Regions from separate parts of the Homo sapiens genome. Here region 1 is linked to region 2. A link is an interaction called in ENCODE POLR2A ChIA-PET data of the cell type or tissue named here. Cell type or tissue: PC-3. All regions are shown on one strand. Each heading gives the region's core, and the rest is flanking DNA. Links, peaks and the distances in the headings are about the cores only. Region 1 overlaps COP1 (COP1 E3 ubiquitin ligase). Region 2 overlaps KIAA0040.

What was found. ChIA-PET counts read pairs that join two places held together with the same protein. Peaks named below come from ENCODE experiments on the same cell type or tissue, not always from the same donor. Only the 100,000 strongest peaks of a DNase experiment are listed, where the experiment ranks them.
Region 1: POLR2A ChIA-PET joins it to region 2 with 6 read pairs; 3 of 35 experiments call an interaction of 5 or more read pairs at or near these places.

What each region holds. Positions count from the first base shown.
Region 1 is chr1:176,021,543-176,024,463 of GRCh38, forward strand. All of the region lies in intron 15 of COP1 (COP1 E3 ubiquitin ligase), which reads right to left. Among named protein-coding and RNA genes, the nearest start is that of MIR1843, 55 kb to the left of the region's middle. In PC-3, for the core only: no CTCF peak of the experiment used is centred there; no DNase peak of the experiment used is centred there.
Region 2 is chr1:175,167,995-175,170,915 of GRCh38, forward strand. The region is part of intron 2 of KIAA0040; the gene reads right to left. Among named protein-coding and RNA genes, the nearest start is that of KIAA0040, 23 kb to the right of the region's middle. In PC-3, for the core only: no CTCF peak of the experiment used is centred there; a DNase peak (open chromatin) is centred at 1,497; H3K4me3 peaks cover 621 bases; H3K27ac peaks cover 2,034 bases.

The DNA of each region.
Region 1 (2,921 bases), core at 155-2,654, 850 kb after region 2:
ACATAATTTTTTAATCATTAAAAATACATTAAAATAACTTTAAAAAACCATGTAGGCATGTAAATATTGCAAATAAATAAATTGATTTATCTCAAAAATCTGGGAAATGGTTGTCTACATTAACAATGATAGGAAAGAACTGAAAAGGCCTAGCTGGGACCCTTTAACACTACTACTGCTGCTTTCTTTGAATATCCTCAGAGACAAATTCATTATGGGAAGCTGTCAAAATCATTTAGAACCAAGTCTGATATATTGGGATCAGAATGAATGCTTGACTTTATTGAAAAAGAGAAGCATAAAAAATCATTTTAAGTAAATAATCTATGTCTGATTGAAAACAACGTGGATTTCTCTAGCTGACAGATTCCATCTTCTATATACATACTTGTTAACTTTCGTGTTCACATCTTTATTATCTTTTAATTTTTGCTTTTCTATCATAGAAAGATCTATAAAATCTCCTAAGATACTGAAATTTGAATTATCTTAGCATTTTCATTTTAATTAATGTATTTTGAGGCAATGTTATTACATACACAAAGCTCAGAAGACATATGTTTTCATTCTAATTTATTCCTTTGATAACTATATTGGGACTTGTAAAGTCTTTTATATGTATGAAAAAGGTGAAAGAACAAAATAACAAAATAAAAGTACAAAGAGAAACAAACTTATTGTAACAAGCACAAATATAAGATCTAAGCAAGACAGACAGGGAAGCTTACAATTAGCATGATGCCTCACTTCCCTGGTAGGATCCACAGTGCCCTTGCAACAGGAAGTCAAACTATAATTGGTGGGTAGCTCATATACTAATTTTCTACCTCTCAAAACTCCAAAAGCAATGTTTAAGAAAAGTACAGCCCATTCCTAATGTCAGATTCATCATCACAAATGATATTTATTAATAAGCAACTTCATGAGTATGATTCTGTATCGCTCTCAGTGGTAAACTAAACAATACAGCTAAAGAAACAGTGTTATTTCATAAAGAGAAACATTTAGATGACAGGCTACATTTTAAAAAATGTTTCAATTCTAAATGAAGATGACTGAATATCGGTCAGTTTTCTAGTTGTAAAGTTTTTCTTGTATTAAAGGAATGTTTCAGTCAGTGAAAGGTACAATGAAAGGCAATGAATTAAGCACTATTGGCCTCACTGATGCCTTGCTGATACTATCCCCTGCTTCAGACCGAGGAAAATTAGCTCATACCTAACCTCAATGTGCCCTCAGCATCCATTTCCACCATCTTAAAGTGTTTACAACCTATGCAAGATACAAGGTTAAAACTACATTGCTCAGATGCCCTTGCATTTATGCTTCTAGACATGAATTAGATTCCATCAATCAGATGCACTTATTTAAGATTTGAAAGGTGAACATTTTATGGTCGTTCTCCTTGTGCTTTGAATGTTTCTGTTACAAGCACCATTGTAGAGATGTGGGGGTTTTCTGTTGTAGTGTTCCAGTGTCTAGTTTCTAGCTTTGTGGGAGTTGTAGTGAAGGATTCCTGATTCCGTGATTACAGTAATGGCATCATGTTCTTGATTTCAATAGTGCCACTAGCTGAGAAATAACAGCTCTCCTGGCCTATCTGATGATGAGCTAAGAGTCATTACAGGAAGCCAAGCCTACAGAATCATTCTACAGACCTTCCAACAATAAGAACTACAACAGCCTTTCCACACACACTATTATACGGTGAAGAAACTAGCAAATGTTTAGCTACACCTACCAAAAAGAAATGAGAAAATACATAATTATAGTGGAATGAAACTAGGTACATTACTATTGACAATACAGGAATTATAAAGGAATGTTATTAACAACTTTATGCCAATAAATTAGAAAACTTAGAAAATATGAATTCACCTAGAAAAAGTAAACAGGCCAGGCGTGGTGGCTCACGCCTGTAATCCCAGCACTTTGGGAGGCTGAGGCGGGTGGATCACCTGAGGTCAGGAGTTTGAGACCAGCCTGACCAACATGGTGAAACCCCATCTCTACTAAAAATACAAAATTAGCTGGGAGTGGTGGCATATGCCTGTAATCCCAGCTACTTGGGAGGCTGAGGCAGGAGAATTGCTTGAACCCAGGAGGTAGAGGTTGCAGTGAGCTGAGATCGTGCCATTGCACACCAGCCTGGGCAACAAGAGTGAAACTCCATCTCAAAAAAAAAAAAAAAAAAAAAGAAAAGAAAAGAAAAGAAAAAGTAAACACATTGAATTAGGAATTTAAAATCTTCCCCAAAAGAATAATCCAAGCCCAGACAGTTTCTCTAATGAATTCTATCAAATATTTAAAGAAAATAATGCCAATTCTTCACAAACTCATTCAGAACGCAGAATGAACACTTTCCAACTCACTCTTTAAACCCAGTAGCTCTTTGCTGTCAAAGACAGAAAATATCATCATAAGAAAACTACAGGCCGGGCATGGTAGCTCATGCCTGTAATCCAAGCACTTTGGGAGGCCGAGGCAGGCAGATCACTTGAGGTCAGGAGTTCGAGACCAGCCTGGCCAAGATGGTGAAACCCTGTCTCTACTAGAAATACAAAAAATTAGCCAGATGTGGTGGCTGGTGCCCGTAGTCCCAGCTTCTCAGGAGGGTGAGGCACGAGAATCACTTGAGTCGGGGAGGCAGAGGTTGCAGTGAGCCAATATCGTGCCACTGCACTCCAGCCTGGGCTCTGACAGAGTGAGACTGTCTCTAAATAAATGTATAAAACTACGGATGAATATCCATTACTAACACAGACACAAAAGTACTTGAAAAGCTGGTTTAATATTATAGTAACATTACTGTCCCATATTACTATAGTATGGGACATCAACCTCACAATCAACCTCAACAGAGGCAAAAAAAAAGCATCTGACAAAATCTAACACCTATTCATAACAAAAACTCTTAGCAA
Region 2 (2,921 bases), core at 207-2,706:
CCCTGCCTGTCCAAACCTTGCCCCAGCTCTCAAACCACACTGCCTTACAAAATCCCTGTGGTTACGATAATATCACACACTTCAGAAACCAAGGCTCTCTGGCAGCGAGGGCACAGAGTGGAACCTCAGTCAGTAGTTATTAACTTGGCTATTCTGGATATATATTTTCTTGATGGTTCTCACCTTGCTAACCTGGCATGCTCAGGTGCCCTCTAATAGAGGTAAGTACTGTTTTGTACAAAAATGGTCTGATCACAGTAAATGATCTGCTTGTAGAACATTACATTTATTACTTAGACCCAGCTCTAGGCATTCTGAAATAGGTATCTACATTTTCCCCAATTTAATGAATTGCTTCAAATAACTAGTCCTAATACAAAGTCGGAAGCTCTCTTTTCCCCCCAGAGTATATATGATGCATAACTAGATATTCAGTATTAAAGGAAAATAGATAGTATTTTCCCCCAGAATTGATGTTATAATTATGGTTGCAATTTTGAACAAAAGCACAAATAGAGCATCAATAGAAAAATGATTAAGGCACCATGGTTATTTAATAAAATGATGCTTTATCATGTAAACATTCTGGATTAGAAGACTCCTGAAATGGGCCATCTGGTTGATTACCTTACTTTATTGATGGGAAATCTGGGACCAAAGAGACTGCATCTTGCGGGAGATCACCCAGCTGGTGACTAATAGAGCCAGGGCCAGAACCAATGTCTTCTGAGGCCCAGGTTACCCTCCTGCCAGGTCTCTTCCACAAACTCTTCCACAGTGCTTTGCAAGATGCCCACCATATTCTCTTTCTGAGCACGAGTGAGACCATACTTCTCAGCCCCTTACGTCTCTGTGGGGCTATGTGACTGAGTTCCAGCCAAGGAAACGTGGCTCCTGAAATCTTCTCCCGGGCCCTCCCTGTTCTCTCTCTGCTTGCTCATTGGCTGGCCAGATGCAGAGCATCCAGGGGAGGACTCCAAGAGCCCTGGGGATGGCAGAGATGGGAGGTGTTCCTGAATGACTGTGTGGAGCAGAGCACCCCTGCTGACCACAGTGAAAAATGAAATGAGTTAGAATAAACTTTTGTTGGGTGAAGCCACTGAGATTTGGGGATTTTCTGCTACAGCAGTTAGCCTATCCTGCCTAATACAAGTGACAAAAAAGCTAATGTTGGTAATGATTATTAATTACCATTGCATATATAATCCCTAGAATGATTTGCTTATAACAAATGTGCAATGTGTTCAACAACTCTCCTATAGGGCAGCTTTGGCCAAAGAGGGGTTTACCTTAGTGCTTTTGAGCAGTGGTTCGGGAACCAGATATCCTGGGTCTGAATTCTGGCTCTCCCACTCACTAGCTGTATCACATTGGGCAGGTTAACCTCTCTCTCTGGCGCTCTGTTTTCTCATTTGTAGAATGGCATGGATAATAACAGGATGTGAGAATGAAATGAGTCAGTAGAAGTAGAGTGCCTCAGAGCCTTGCCTAGCAATAAAAGTTAGTCCTGATTGTTTGATCCCAAACAAATAGGCTGGCCAAAGTAAACAGCCCTTGACTCCTTAGCTAATGATGGTTTTGTTTGTCTTTTTCAAATGTGAGATGGTTCTGGAGTCATGACTTTGATTATGTAGGTCTCCTTTACAAGGCATTTTCTCTTTTCTCTAGTTTTCCTGTGGTAGACTAAATTAGTTCATTCATCATTCTCTTTCAAAGCGACCATTTCAGAATGAAAATATGGATAAGCACCACTCAGGAGCTGAATCATAAGGGTTTAGATACACTTCCTTCCCCTCTCTGCAGGGCTCTCCCAAGATTGTGTGGAGTAGGACATAGAAGCCTCCTTCCTTCCTCACCCCGACGACAAACTGCCCTTTTGTCTTTTCCTACTTTCCCTTTTTTCCCTCCCTCAATGTATTTAATGAGCTCCTAGGATGTGTCAGTTCCGGTCCTGGCACCATGGGTATAGTCATGCATAAGACAGACATTTTGTTTGTGCACTTATTATCTCTCTTCTCCAGGTAGAAAGTATACATGTTAGTGCAATAAAGGAAATAATTGGAGTGGCCTCTGAAAAGGTGACTCTGAACTGAGATCTCGGGGTGCTAAGGACCAAGCGTGCACAGCGCTAAGGGCAGGACCTCCGGTAGCAGCAACATTAAGGGTGAGGGCTCTGAAGTGGGAAAGCGCATGGCACATCCATGAGAGAGGGCAGCCAAGTGTGGCTGGACCGTGGTGAGCATCGTAAGTAAAGCAGGGCTTGAGCTAGGGGCACTTGGGCCCTGTGGGTATGGAAAGGCACAGAAAGGTGCCTTCCCCTTTATCCCCATTGTTACCTCATTTGTCCAGGCCTTCAAATGGCCTCTAGTTTTTCCTTCTTTCAATTCGTCTTTCTAAAATCTGAATGTAACGCGCACTCCCTGCGCAACCCTCGCTTGGCTGCTCACCACCTGTATGATCACACCTCCTTAGCAAGGAGGACTGGCTGGTAATCCAACTCTCCTATTACCCCAGCCTCACCTTCCTCCACCACCCCCACCGCCCTAGCTGTTTATCACATAATAGGTGCTAATAAATATGGGACAAATAAATGAATTCCTTCAACACTCGGACTAAGCTTCTCTCCTGGGCTTTACCTCCCCACCCCTACCTCATCAGCTGGTCCTACCTGCTCTCTCTCTGACTATGTCCTGACTCCATCCACTTCCCACCATTTCCATGGCCAGGCCTTTGCTGTCTCTCACCTGGGTTACTGCAGCAGCTTCCTAACCAATCTCTCTGGTTCTGCTCCTCCCTCCCTCCGGCCTGTTCTCCCCACCAGAGCCAGATCATATCACCCCCAGGCCCTGCTCACGCCTCATGGCTTCCCGTCACTAGAAGTATGACATCTAAACTAGAAGTATGACATCTAAACTCTTTCT